2 separate regions of the Homo sapiens genome follow, and region 2 is linked to region 1. The links are chromatin loops, found by intact Hi-C in ENCODE. Cell type or tissue: A673. All regions are shown on one strand.

Region 1 (8,000 bases):
CATTTTTCTATCTGACAAAAAGGAACTGTGGAGGTAATTTAATGAATTTTTGCCAGCCAAGGAGAAATGAAAGACATGATTTATAAATTTATTAATTGTCCACTTGTTGAAAAATTAGTACTGTCTGAACAAAAATTTAAAATTTGTGGCTTTGTGATTCTTTCCAAGAGAAACTTCATGGAGATATGAAGCCTGACCTTGTGGAGGCTACTTTGCTCACCCTGCATTCTCCACCCTTGATAGAACTGAAGGATTGTATGACCCTGTGAGGCGATGTCATAAAGTCAAATTATTTCTAAAATATTACTGTTAAAATTACATGGCATCTATGACTCTTTAAAATTACTTTATTGAATTTTAAGTACTAGGACTTAGAAAGGAATTAGCCTACATTTTCTCTAAGACCAGCATTGAAACAAACTTTATATACTAGAGAACCTACCAGTACTGAAATCCATGTATTTTGAGTCCTTATTTTTCCCCCAAAATTACACTTGCTTTTCGAAAGCACTAAGTCAATTTTACCTGTGTCTATCAATAATTGTTTGACCCAGCAGACAAAATTTTTGTAAAAGAACTATCCCACAGTTCAGGAAGTTGACTTCTTATTAAACATTTAATATTAAATTCAGATGTCAGTGTTAAGATTGCAATATTGAAATACCATTACACACTTTTAGAAAATTATGAAAAAAAAGAAAAATAAATTTATCTATAAAAATGAAATAAAGCAATCAAACAGGTAAGGGAACAAAATAAGTAACAGAGTTCAAAATTCAACAAAATGAGAAAAAAAAAGTAGTTTTCAAAAAGAATGAGATAAGCAGCTTAACTCAACTCCTTAAATCACTGATATGATTTGGCTGTGTCCCCACCCAAATCTCGTCTTGAATTTCATGTGTTGTGGGAGGGACCCAATGGAAGGTAATTGAATCATGGGGGCAGGTCTTTCCCATGCTGTTCTCATGACAGTGAATAAGTCTCACAAGATCTGATGGTTTTTAAAAAAAGGAGTTTCCCTGCACAAGCTTTTTTTCACCTGCTGCCATCCATATAAGATGAGACTTGCTCCTCCTTGCCTTCCACCATGATTGTGAGGCTTCTCCAGCCACGTGGTACTGTAAGTCCAATTAAACCTCTTTCTTTGATAAATTGTCCAGTCTCAGATATGTCTTTAATAGCAGCGTGAAAACTAATACAGTAAATTTATACCAGTAGAGTGGGGCATTGCTGAAAAGATACCCAAAAATGTAGAAGTGACTTTTGAACTGGGTAATAGGCAGAGGTTGGAACAGTTTCAAGGGCTCAGAACAAGAGAGAAAAATGTGGGAAAGTTTGGAACTTCCTAGCAACTTGTTGATTGGATTTGACAAAAATGCTAACAGTGATGTGAACAATAAGATCCAGGCTGAGGTGGTCTCAGATGGAGATGAGGAACTTGGGAACTAGAGCAAAGGTGAGTCTTGTTATATTTCAGCAAAGAGATGGGTGCCATTTTCCCCTGCCCTAGAGATTTGTGGAACTTTGAACTAGAGAGAGATGATTTAGGGTATATGATGGAAGAAATTTCTAAGCAGCAAAGAATTCAAAAGATGACTTGGGTGCTGTTAAAGCCATTCAGTTTTATAAGAGAAACAGAGCATAAACGTTTCAAACATTTTCAACCTGACAATGCAATAGAAAAGAAAATCCCATTTTCTGAGGAGACAGTCAAACCAGCTACAGAAATTTGCATAAGTAACTAAGAGCCAAATGTTAATCCCCAAGACAATGTGGGAAAATGCCTTCATTATGTCAGAGGTCTTCATGGCAGCCCCTCCCATCAGAGGCCCAGAGGCCCAGGGTCCCATGCTGTGTACAGTCTAGGGACTTGGGGCCCTGTGTCCCAGCTGCTGCAACCATGACTAAAAGGGGCCAAGGTACAGCTTGGGCCATGGCTTCAAAGGATGCAAGCCCCAAGCCAGCTTCCACGTGGTGTTGAGCCTGTGGGTGCACAGAAGTCAAGAATTGAGGTTTGGGAACCTCCATCTAGATTTCACAGGATGTGTGGCAATGCCTGGATGTCCAGGCAGAAGTTTGCTGCAGGGGTGGGGCTCTCGTGGTGAACCTCTGCTAGGGCAGTGCAGAAGGGAAATGTGGGATTGGCGTCCCCACACAGAGTCCCTACTGGGGCACTGCCTAGTGGAGCTGTGGGATGAAGACCACCATCCTCCGGACCCCAGAAGGGTAGATCCACTAACAGCTTGCACCATGTGCCTGGAAAAGCCACAGACACTAAACACCAGCCCATGAAAACAACCAGGTGGGAGGCTATAACCTGCAGAGCCATAGGCGCAGAGCTGCCAAAGACTATGGGAGCCCGCCTCTTGCATCAGTGTGACCTGGATGTGAGACATGAAGTCAAAGGAGATCATTTTGGAGTTTTAAGATTTGACTACCCTGCTGGATTTCAAACTCGCATGGGGCCTGTAGCCCCTTTGTGTTGGACAATTTCTCCCATTTGGAATGCCTGTATTTACACAATGCTTGTACCCCCATTATATCTAGGAAGTAACTAACTTGCTTTTGGTTTTACAGTCTTATAGGCAGAAGAAACTTGCCTTGTCTCAGATGAGACTTTGGACTGTGGACTTTTGAATTAATGCTGAAATGAGTTAAGACTTTGGGGGACTGTTGGGAAGCCATGATTGGTTTTGAAATGTGAGAACATGAGATTTGGAAGGTGCCAGGGGTGGAATAATATGGTTTGGTTGTGTCCCCCAACCAAATCTCATCTTGAATTCCCATGTGTTGTGGGAGGGATCTGGTGGGAGGTAATTGAGTCTTGGGGGAAGGTCTTTCCCATGCTGTTCTCATGATAGTGAATAAGTGTCACAAGATCTGATGGTTTTAAGAAGGGGAGTTTCTCTGTACAAGCTTTTTTCCACCTGCTTCCATCCATGTAAGACATGATTTGTTCCTCCTTGCCTTCTGCTATGATTGTGAGGATACCCCAGTTACATGGAACTGTAAGTCCAATTAAACCTCTTTATTGTCTAAATTGCCCAGTCTCAGGTGTGTCTTTATCACAGCATGAAAACTGACTAATGCAATCACCCCAATTTCCCAAAGCCATATAAGTAAGATCACAAAATTCTGAGAACTACTATATTATTTTTATGTGGCTGCTGTAATAAAATATCAAAACCTTGGTGGCTTAAAACAACAGAAATTTATTCTCTCACAGGTTTGGAGACAAAAAGTCTGAATCAAGTTATCACTAGACTGAAATCAAGGTGTCAGCAAAGCCATGCTCTCTTTGGAGGGTCTAGAGAGAATGCATCCCTTACCCTTTCCAGCATCTGGTAACTTAGCTGCTGGCATTCCTTGGCTCATAGCTGTATCACCTCAGTTTATGCTGCCATCTTCATATGTCTTCACATCTTCTCCTCTTATGTCTATGTGAACACTTCTTTGGCCTCTCTCTTATAAAGATACCTGTGATGATATTTAGGACCAATAATGATAATCCCAAACAGCATTTCCATCATTAGATTTTTAATGTAATCATCTTTGCAAAAATCCTTTTTCCAAATAAGGTAACATTTAAAGGTTCCAGGGATAGGAGAGCATATCTTCCATGGGTTGTTATTCAACCTACCATGACTACAGAATTTGGAAAGAAGAAAAGTTATTTATTTTATTTCAGAAAAGGACAAGAAATAACTGTCAGGCAGAAACAGATGAAAAGTGGAAGGTAAACAAGTCTAAGAGAATTGAAATTGAATGACTATATATTGGATTGAGGGACTATCCCACAGCCCACAAGTCTCAGTATTGTTATACCTCTCTGAACAAGATAGAGTAAATCCTTATGCACAGGTCATTTAAAAAATGCCTCAGAGCAGAGAGCAGGAGCAGTGCTTATAAGTTCACATTCCAAGTTTCTAAGCTCTTTCCACCTGCCACCCTGCCTCCTGCAACGTAATTTTATCAAGATATGGAACAATGTAAAGGGCACAAAGTTGTTAGCTCTCCATCTATCTCAGATGAGAAAACAAACTCTTCTAAATACACAGAAAAAAAATCCAAAACTCACCACATATGATAGGATTTAAACAAATGGCCTAAACATTAACAAGTTAAAACCAAGTAGCATTATGAAGGAAAGAAGGAAAAAAGGAAGGAAGGAAGGAAGGGAGGGAGGAAGGAAGGAAGGAAGGAAGGAAGGAAGGAAGGAAGGAAGGAAGGAAGGGAGGGAAGATAAATTTTACATGTCAGTGGGCTTAAAAGTGTTATTAAAAGATGAAGCTACACACATTGGGTCAAAAAATTAAATCCAAACACATGCTGTTTATAACACTAATCTAAAGAAACCTAAAGAAAGTGACACAAAATTAAAGTTTAATAAATAGTCCAAATACATAATAAATATACAATAACTAGCAATCAATTTATATGTCAGAAATACACAATTAGAAAATATAGTGAGAATAAACCATTCCTGTTAGCAATATACATTATAAAATGACTAGAAAAAAGTTTAATAAAAACTGTGTGGAAGAATATTTGAAATGTGTACATAAAGTAACATTGAAAAATACTGAAAGCATTTAACAGCAGCTAGTACCAAAGTTAATCACTGATCTTGACTGAGGATGGTATCATAAGATATTTTTTAATCTCTTTCTTTCTACTGTGAAAATTCTGTTTCAGTTGTAATGATAGATAAACCTCCAGCTGGATAGAGTGGAATTACTACAAGATTATAGGTAAACTCAAGGAGAGGGTCTAATTTAAAAACTGCATAAATTGAACAGTGGAAAAGATGATATTTATCTAAAACCAAATTGTAAAGTATTGTTTTGTTAATTGTAAGAAAAATAATTATAAGGTAGATTAGTTTATTACACATAAATTGAGTTCAGTCCAATTACTTTTTCCTTTGATAAGTTTACAATCTCATAAATGAAGAAAATGGTGTAGGCAACATATCTGAATTTCAGCAAGGCATTAAAAAGACTCATGGTTGAATAATAATGAACACAATGGATAATTGTTAAGCAGATTGGCATGTACGTGTATAGATCCTAATATCTGAATGATCTAACTGAAAGAAATTATTTTTATTGTTTAATATTAAATTGCAGTTAGATCTCTTAGGGAAAGATAAAGAAGTCTATTCTTTTCATTTTTTTGTTCAAAATTTTGGTATTCCACACAAATAAAAACTGAGGCTGTCTTTTAAGTATATACTAGGAATACTACCTTTTAATTGTCATTAAATATAATATTTGATCAAATAGAATCTTTTATGAAAAAATTACTTTGAAATTCCAATGTAATGTACAGTATAGTATTTTGTGTTTAAGCCAACATTTTGTTGGGAAAATGGGAGACAGGTAAGTCTGAATTACCCAAAGAGCCAAATGTAAGAATAAGTCTCTGTTGGGTTTCTCCAGTCTTTCAAGAGGTGTGTAGCTATCTAATTTACTATAATAGGTAGTATAGCATGGCTATAAGAAAAGACATGTAATTGTGGAGAAGAAAGATCTTAGAGGGATGACAGACAGGCACTACCAACAAGCTTCACCAGTACCATTCTTTGCCTTCTGGTAATTTGACTACCATTAATTAAAAGGCATTGGCTAAGGTTCAGATCATTTGGACCAGGCAACTTCTAGAATCAAATAATATTTGCAAATATATGTGTTTGAATAACATTTACCATACAAATGTTCACAATATAATAATTTTGATATGATATTTACAATACTATATTCACAATAAAATATTTTCAATTTTTATAATCGACAAAAGTTTTATCACCAGGACATATAGGGCTTACATATCAATGGCAAGCAAAAAACAATCGAAATATTTGGCATAGTATTTAAAAAGACACTTAACAAAAGAAGTTATAGAATGAATATGAGCATATCAATCAATATTCGCATCATTACTCACCAAAGAATTGCACACTGAAATCTCAATGAAAGACCTCATTGGAAAAATTAAGTAGCCTGATAATACTAAGATGAAGATGTGAAGCAAGAACTTTTTACGTTTCAGGTAAGAATGTAAAATAACATAACCGTTTTGGAAGGGCTGTATTTCTTTATATAATTAAACATACACTTACCATATGACCCAGCCATTCTACTCCTAGATATCAGCCAAAGGAAATGAAAAAATGTGAACACAATCTTGTATGTGAATGTTCATAGTAAATATTAATATATCCATAATAGCCCAAACTAGGAACAACCTACATGAAGAGCAACAAGTGAATGGACAATCAGAAACATTGAGATTTATGTAATGGGATATTACTCAGAAATAAAATGAAGTAAATGGCTGATACCAGCAACCACATGGAGTTACCTCAAAAACATCATGCTGAGCAAAGAAAGACAATACAAAAGAGTATATGCTGTATGATTTCATTTCTATAAAGCTAAAGAAGGAAATTATAATCTAAAGTATCAGAAATCAGATTAGTGGTTGCTTGTAACTAGGAGTTGAAGTGTTGACTGAAAAAAGATACTAGGAAAACTTTTGGGAAGATAAAAATGTCTATATTTTTATTATGGTTGTCGTAAATTTATCAAAACTCATTAAAATACATTTAAAATGTTAGTATTTTATTGAATATAAATAAAAATGAATAGTTAGTATAAAATATCTTTTATAATAGCAACGCAACACAAAATATTTAGAAATAATTTAATGCCAGATGTGTAAGACATATACAATGACACTAAAATCATTGCTGAGATAAATTAATGAAGACTAAAATAAATGAAAATAATGCCATGCTAATGTTTAAGAAAACTCAGTAGTATTAAGATGTTAGTTGTTTTTGCTTTTTTTCTAAATTGATCTTTAATGAAATCAAAGAAAATTTAATGTAAGCAAAGCAAAATACCAGCATGATTTTTGTAGATATTGACAAACTGATGCTAAAATGGAAAAAACCTGAAAATAGCAAAAACACTTATGAAAAAAGAACAAAGTTAGATGACGTCTACCACATGTTTTCAAGTTGTACTGTACAGCTAGAATAATTTAAAAAGTATGACCATGGCTAAAAGAAAAAGAAATAGACCAATAGACACAAATGGAACCCAGAAGTAGAACCATGTATAATAGAGTGCATGGATTTTTACAAATGCCCCCAAGTAACACAATAGAGAAAATAACTGTGCTGAATTTAACTCAGAAAATGATACTGAAACAATTGAATATCCATGTGGAAAGAAAATGCATCTTGATCCCCTTTCTTACTCCAAACATAAATTTTAATTTATGAAGATTATAGATCAAAATGTAAAAGCCATATCTATAACATTTCCACCAAAAATAACAGGAGAAGGTCTTTGAGACCTTTGTGTTAGACAAATACTGTTTTGTTTATATAAGCTACAGAAAAAACTAATCATGAAATAAATAGTCAATAAATTTGACATCATCAGAATTTAAAACTTCGGCACATCAAAAAGGAAAAAAATAGACAAGCGGCAGACTAGGAGAAAATTTTCCATTATGTATCTGATAAAAGACTTGTATTTTTGTACAAAGTATACAAGGAACTGCTTCAACTCGATAATATAAAATAAAATACTCCAGCTTAAACAATGGGAGAAATACTTGAGCAGACATATCATATGAATGAACAATATGCACATGAAAAGTGTTCAATGTTAGTCATGATGTATATGTAAATTAAAATGATAATTAGGTTTTTTTGTATGCTACCAGAATGTCCAAAACTCAAAAAAACAGGTAACACTAAATGTCATCAAAGACGTGGAGAAACAAAAGGTCTGATACATTACTAATAGAAGTGTAAACACTTCAACCATTCTGGTAAAATCCTTGGCAATTTTGTATCAACTTAAACACAAACCTATGATGCAGCAGTTCTACTTGTAGGTGTTTACACAGAAAAATAAAAATATATGTTCAAAAAATGTCTTGTCCAAAATATTCATAGCGAAAAAGTTAAAGCAACTCAATAT
Region 2 (8,000 bases), 370 kb after region 1:
TAGTGAACGAAAAAGGAATAAGGGAAGTAGAAAATCATCACTAGAACATCACAGTAATAATTGCTATAGACAAGATCCAGTTATGGATGACAAATTTAGTGGATATGTTTTAAGAAGAAACACCTATTTGTACAGTTACAAAAATCTCCTCCAAATAAATATTTATCAATTACCAATGAAAAAATCATAACTTCATAATGGAGAAATCTGGAAAAAGCTACCTTAAGCAAATAAGCAAGGTTCATTCACATGTAATAAAACATATTACTGCATATTAGTACATAAGACATAAGACATCATATCCTTGATATGATACAAAGATAAGAGTGTATTATTTGTGTGACAATCTTCCCAACAGTATATACATTCAATCTAATCAAGAGAAAAGTGAGGGGTACTTCATGAAGTTAACTGACCAGTACTATTCAAATTCTCAAGTTTATTAAATTTGAAGAAAGCCTGAGGAACTGTCACAGATTGAAAAAAACCAAGGAAGCATGACAACTTAAGATAACGTGGGATCCAGGGTTAGATCTTACGACTCAAAGAGGATATTAATGGAAAAATTGTTGAAATCTGAATAAAGTTGGTAGTTTTCTTAGTATGTTAGTTTATTTGTTTTGATCATTTTACTTACCATAGTTATATGCAATGTTCATATTAGGGAAAGCTGGGAGAAGGACGAAGGAGAGCTTTCTGTGTCACTTTTATAATGCTTTTGTAAGTCTAAAAGTATCTCAAATTTAAAAATTAGGGGAAAAACAAATAATCAAACAACTATATTAAGAAATGGGCAAAGGACTTGAATAGACAATTCTTCAAAGAAGATTATGAATGGCTAATAAGCATATAAAATGATGCACAGCATCACTGATAAGTAGGAAAATGCAAATCATAAGTATGAGACACCACCTGATACCCATTAGGATGGCTACTACTATAAAAACGGAAAGCACATGTTGGTGAGAATATGGAGATATTGGAATCTCTGTGCCCTGTTTGTAGTAATGTAAAATGGTAACGTTGCTTTGGAAAACAATATGGCAGTTCCTCATAAAATTAAAAATAGAATTACTATATAACCCAGCAATTCCACTTCTGGATATATGCCACAAAGTATTGAAAGCAGGGTCTTGAGGATATATTTGTATGCCCATGTTGACAGTAGCATTATTCATAAGAGATAAAACCTGGAAACAACTTAAGTGTCCACTGACAGATGAATGGAAAAACAAAATGTGGTATAAACATACTATGGAATATTATTCAGCCTCAAAAAGGAAACTCTGACATACACTTCAACATGAATGAATCTGGAAGACATTATGCTAAGTGAAACAAGCAAGTCACAAAAAAGACAAACATGATTCTGCTTATATAAGGTACCTAGAGTACTCAAAATCACAGACACAAAGCAGAATGGTAGATCCAGGGTCTGGGGGGAAGAGGAATTGAGAAGATATTGTTTAATGGGTATAGAATTTCAGTTTTGTAAGATGCAAAGAGTTATAGAGACAAATGGTGGTGCTGATTGCACAACAATATGAATATACTTAGTATCACTGCACTGTATACTTAAAAATGGTTGAGAGTAAATTTTATCTTCTGTGTAACTTTACTACAGTTTAAAAAATAGAAAAAAATTTTAAAGGGGAAAAACATGACCATGGGCAAATATCTGTGAGATTACAAGTGTGTTCAGGAGTTTAATCTGGTAAATTCTATAAAGGTTTATGTGACAGTCTCATGATTTTGGTTTTTAAACTTTTTTGACAGGGTACCCACACTAAGAAAAACATTTATATCTTATCCAAGATGTTTATGTGTATACTTATTTTAGTTACATATATATATGTATATGTATAATTTATTTTAGTTACATATATAACTATATTTATTTGTTATATAAATATATAACTAAATATATATAATATATATAATTATAAAATAAAATCCTTCCTTCCTTTCCTTCAACTTCCTTCCTTCCTTCCTTCATCATGATGCATTAAAGAGATTTTATGGTCTATTGAAGGGCTGACAAAAACCACTTATGCGTCCCTAACCAAAATTGAAAAACAACATTTATCTGGTCTAGAGTATATATAAACGTGTTATCTGTTACTCAAGTTTTCATATTTCCTCAACACTTATAACTAGACTTGAGCATCAGTCACTACAATGTTTATCACAGGTACTTTATGTATAACTAAAATAAAATTTAATAAAACATACCCTTAGTATTCACTATTCTCTCCCTCCCTCCCTCCCTCCCTCCCTTCCTTCCTTCCTTCCTTCATCATGATGCATTGAAGAGATTTTATGATCTATTGAAGGGCTGACAAAAACCACTAATGCGTCCCTAACCAAAATTTGAAAAACAACATTTATCTGGTCTAGAGTATATATAAACTTGTTATCTGTTACTCAAATTTTCATATTTCCAAAACACTTATAACTAGACTTGAGCAGCAGTCACTACAATGTTTATCACAGGTATTTTATATATAACTAAAATTAAATTTCATAAAACTTACCCTTAGTATTTCCCTCCCTCCCTCCCTCCCTCCCTCCCTCCCTTCCTCCCCTCCTCCCTTCCTTCCTTTGCTGGTCATGATACATTAAAGAGATTTTATGATCTACTGAAGGGCTGACAAAAACCACTAATGCATCCCTATCCAAAATTTGAAAAACAAAATTTATCTGGTCTAGAGTGTAAATAAACATGTTATCTGTTAATCAAATTTCTGTATTTCCAAAACCCTTATAACCAGACTTGAGCATCAGTCACTACAATGTTTATCACAGGTACTTTTGGAAAAGTGCTTTGCTTCATAATAATTACCCTATCAGAAGGCCTCAATTTATAAAGCATTTAGTTACTTAGTGCTTATGACGTAAATGTCACAGTTCAAGTACTTGATGGAGAAAAATATTAAATGAAGTGCACTTGTTTTGAAGATAATTTCATTTAGCATCTCCAAAGCAGGGGATAATTAAGTTACTCTGTCATACAAAATGATGGAGGCTTTAAATAAGTAACAGCTGGTTACCCCAATGATGGAGCAACTGCAGGGCAGCCTTTGGCAAGGACAGCTGTGCAAACTCAGCCCACGTGGTACGCAAATAGACCTACATTATGACTAAGGAAATAGCTGAAATGGAATGACATCTAGAAAAGCAAAAAAACAACAAGACTGGGATCCCTTAGCATGCATTTCAATAGCATTAAGATATAGAAATATTAATAAGAAGTGCTCATCTATCATTTCTGTAGTCAAATGTGTTTCTCACGTCTAGACGAATTTAAAGTTAGTCATTGCAGGGCAATGAGCACATTCATAAGAAAGTACCCTCATTTTTAAATGTAACTACTACTTAAATTACTTTACTTACTACTACTTTTACTTACTACTACTTTACTCCAAGCAAGAAATTAAATTCAATTTATTCATATTTTAACATTAGTACAGTGATTTTTTTTAAAGTTATGCTAAATCTTTATTCCAAAAGTTTTTGTTTCTTTAAAACCTCTTCCACGGAAATCAAATTTGTAACAGTGACCTTAAAATGTGAGAGCTGGCCTTCGTAAAACAAACGTGCTATTAAAAATATTAAATAACTGACCCCATTTTTGGAAAGCTGGGTAAGGCTGTGCTAGCATGGATCTATCGTTAAACGTTTTTTGTTTTTTTTTTTGAAAACTTTTTATTGTCACTCGATCTGCATGTAAACAAGGAGGAAAAAGTGAGTCTGACTTATGTACTTGATTTTGTTTACCAGAATTTTGCTTAAGTCATACTATGGACCTTTCTGACTTGAAATCATTTTCGAGTTGGTTATCAGACTAACTCTCCTAACTAGTATTTGTATTAATTATTTTTAAGCAAGCATTTATTATCATTGATTATGCAAGCATTATTGAGCAAGCAAATGCAAATGCAATAAGCATTTTTAAGCATTAACTATGTGTTAAGCACAAGGTCTCTGTCCTGAAGAAGCTTACTAGCCACTAGACAAAATGGACACAGAATCAAGAAATGTCATAATAATATGGGGTAACACATGACCCAGATTTGGAGTTCAGCTAACAGTTTCCCAAGGGAAATGAGTGCAATCAAGGTCTTAATAGACAAATCATACATAGGCAGCAACAACAACAACAAAAAAAAAGGGGGTGGGGGGCATGAAAGGCTTTCCAGGGGAGGAAAATAGCACAAGCTAAGGCATGAGGGCACTAAATAGCACAGTGGGGTGTGTCCTCGATCCCCATAAGTAATTGCAATATGTGAAATGATGAGTGGTGTCTGGGGATGAAAGCTAGAGGATCTTCATAGGGGCCTTTATGGAAGTGTTAAGGAATGCTAAAGAGCTTGGCCTTTGAAGGGATTTAAAGAAGAATTAAAATCAGACCTCTCTATTATAGTATAGACACTGGGTACAAGGGAGACAAAACTGAAGACTAAAAAATCTTCAGTGGTTGCCCCTCTGCCAAATTAGCAGTTGTTAACCTTTTCGGCCTGAGAACTAAAACTACAGTCCTAAGCTCCTGGACCCTCCCTTGGCCAAAGGGACCCCAGAGAAACCTTAAAGAACTGAGTTCCTGGCCAAGACAGAATGGGGACATGCCTCATTATACTCCCTCCTTTTTGCAGTTTAAACACAATTGACCAGCATTAATGATAAACTAGAGATGATAACCAACAGAGCGAACTCTTTTCATGGCAATAAGATAACAAATTATAAACATGACCTAAGGCCATGCAAGGCAAGCATTAAGTCACGTACCTCTACACTTGAAGAATAAACTCTATTATAACTGCCACAAGGTTTTCCTTTTTCTAGTAGGTAAACAAGCCCTGGCCTCTAGATAAGCAATATAATTGCAGCTCATTCATCAGACACTGACCAGTTGAACCCCCCGTCCAACAAACCATAGCTACATAGCTCTGATTGACTAAGAGACTAATTTCAGTAACTTTCTCGTGGTAAGAGACCACCAACCACTGGGCTCAGTCTGGCCTGCTCTCAGAGGCTGCACATTTGAATGCCTTCATGCTCCTGCCTCACCTTTTGACATATAAGACCTAATTGTAATGCATTTAAATGTCGTTTCCACTCCAAAATGAACATGGGACACATGTAACATACATGTTTGTTCAGTATGCATGTGTCAGGACTCCCTTTGTGAATATCCATAAGACCTCCTCAAACCTGTTGAATATGTTTACTTGGCCAACCTTGTCAGCATATATCCCTGTTCCACTCTCCCCTCCCTCAAAGTGCCTTCTGGTTTCGCCTGAAGGTTACACTTCCCAGCCTGTCAGAATCACCATCTTGAAGGCTGGAACCATTCGTAAGCTACATATATAGATCTCACAATTTTTAAAAATCTTGATAGGGCTCATGACCCCTTTAAAATCTTACAAAATATCGAGGATACCTCAGTGCTTTGTTTTTTGTGGATTACGTCTGTTGATATTTACCATATTTGAAATTAAAACTGAGAAATATTTAAACAATTATGTATTTATTTATAATAACAAAGGTAAGCCCATTATATGTTTAACAAGGAATACATTTTATGAAAATTACAACTCAATGCTGGTTATGACTCAATAAAGAGATCTTGTGATTTACTGAAGGGCTTACAAAGATTACTAATGTGTCCCTATGCAAAACTGGAAAAACAAAATTTGACTAGTCCAGAGTACAGATAACCACAATGTGTTAGCTGTTAATCAAATGTTCATATTTCCAAAACACTTATAACCAGACTTGAGCATCAGTCACCACAAATTTTATCAGAGGTACTACAGACTAGTGCTCTGTTTCAACAGTAATTACCATATCAATTTATCAACCTCAAATTATAAAGCATTTTAAGTTACTTAGTGTGCATACTTAGTGTTCTTTTCAAAGCAAAGTGTTATTGAGGAGTGGCTTCTTTTTTTACATTTTTGCAAATATCTTTAGTTAGTGGCTTAATAGAAGACAACTAAATTCTCATATTTTCTTCTAGATTTAATCTATAAGTTGTTTTGGTAAAGGTTTATAATGAAAACCCCGCTTCAGACACGCAATATGGTTGAAAAATTGAGACGTATTTTAATTTTTCTAAGAGATGGGGTCTGCAATGTTGTCTAGGCTAGATTCAAACTCCTGGGCTCAAGCGGTCCCTGTTCTCAACCTCCCAAGTAGCAGGGACTACAGGCATGTGCCACCACACGAGACGGAAGTAATATTTTAATAACTTTTTCTGATAATTATAGATTTATTTATTTTGATACTACCCTATTACTTGACTGGGGTAGTTTCTGGAAGGTTAATGGCAGTGTAGAAGCCAAAACAATGTCAATGACCTTTCCCTATACTATTATATTAAAATCCATTGGTCAATTTTGCACTTTAAATGGATCTTTCATCTATGCATCTACTTTTTTCATGATGATTTCCTAATATCATACATTTCTCATTTGGTAAACATTCGTACACTGAGCTGACAGATTTTACTATAGAATATAAAAAATACACTTGTTAATATCGTCACCAATCTCACCAAAAAAAGTATTTAAGAACGGAAATGCTATCAAGCTCATGGTGATGGAATACATTTTCCAAAATTCTACTTTTTGCTTGAAAGCTCACATTTTATCATTGGCAACAAATACTGTCAGTTTGTTTCTTTGAAGTGACAAGCTTACTCCACTCATTTTCAAGGAAATATCCACCATATGTCCAAGTTTGAATAAACATAATTATCTGTCAGTCATTCCTTCAACTAAAAATGGCATTCCATGAAAAAAGCAACTAGATCAGCTTTCAACCTAACCTCATAAGAGCTTTTCCTTGAAGCAACCATCATACTTTAAGGATTAGAAGTTCTTCTTTCTCATCATGTAGAAACCTGGTAAACTGAGATTTAATAAACTTCATAATTTTCCTTGCTTTATCAATAGCATTCAGCTGTAACTGGACAGAAAAAAAAACAAAAAACAGGAAGTTCATGGTAGCGAAGAACAGAATGACTAATAACTGTTTTGGTGGTAGTGCCAACATTCATATTAACACACTAGCAATTCTGCCCACCAGTACTTTTGTGCCAGCAGTGTAGATGTCAACTCAGTGAAAAAGACAAATGATGGTTTAGTATTATGATGAAAATAGGGTTCATCGTTCTTCACAGTCCCTGAAAATGTCTTTGGGTATCCTGGATGTGTTCAGGTCACACTCAGGAAAATGTTATGCTAAAAGCCTCAAGTCTAAATTCTTATACCTAACATCCATCCACAATCTTGTTCCACTCTATTGATAACCTTGAGTAAAACAGATTTTTTCACTTTTGTAAAACACACCTTTTTCCCCTCTCATCTTCTAATTTCACATTCTTCCCAATATTTACAATATATAAATCATTCAATCTTCCAGGAGCCAGTCCAATTCATCGCCATTCCAGATCTCTGAACTATTTTCTATACTATTGGATATGTACTCACTTATATACTATTTATGATTTTTCTTTGGGAATTAGAATTATCTTCCAAACTAGATTGTCAGACTTCCAGAGGTGAAGATTTTTAGTTCTTCTGACTTTGCTATAGTATTCTGCACAGTTATGCATATGATAATGATGATAATATCTTGAATTTTATAAATCTTAATTTTTTAGTGTAGGTCACAAATACACATGTGCCCCTATTGTATTTGTAGGGAAAACATTTAATATTATAAATTATGTTATCATGTCTTCTACTTTGGGTAACTAATATATATCAAATATATACTTAATATATTATAGAATATCAATTTATAAAGCAGTGTATAATTTCAAGCATACAAATATGACAATGCAGCCATATATAGTGGAAAAAACCTAGGCTAGGAAATAGAAGATCTAAATTTAACTGTCCACATAGTATAGACTTAAAGAAGCACATGGATTTAGAGAAGCCACAAAACATATTTGAGTCCCAATGTCTGCAACAGTGAAATGCTTATCCCCG

The links. A loop is a pair of places that touch in the nucleus more often than their neighbours do. Peaks named below come from ENCODE experiments on the same cell type or tissue, not always from the same donor. Only the 100,000 strongest peaks of a DNase experiment are listed, where the experiment ranks them.
Region 2: a loop joins it to region 1, with 5 times the contacts of the local background. A loop is called at or near these places in 1 of 110 quality-filtered maps.

Annotation. Positions count from the first base shown.
Region 1 is chr7:126,116,140-126,124,139 of GRCh38, forward strand. No RefSeq gene overlaps it. Among named protein-coding and RNA genes, the nearest start is that of MIR592, 940 kb to the right of the region's middle. In A673, no CTCF peak of the experiment used is centred here; a DNase peak (open chromatin) is centred at 4,042; H3K27ac peaks cover 4,359 bases.
Region 2 is chr7:126,481,198-126,489,197 of GRCh38, forward strand. The region is part of intron 9 of GRM8 (glutamate metabotropic receptor 8); the gene reads right to left. Among named protein-coding and RNA genes, the nearest start is that of MIR592, 570 kb to the right of the region's middle. In A673, no CTCF peak of the experiment used is centred here; DNase peaks (open chromatin) are centred at 2,184, 2,254 and 3,034; H3K27ac peaks cover 2,105 bases.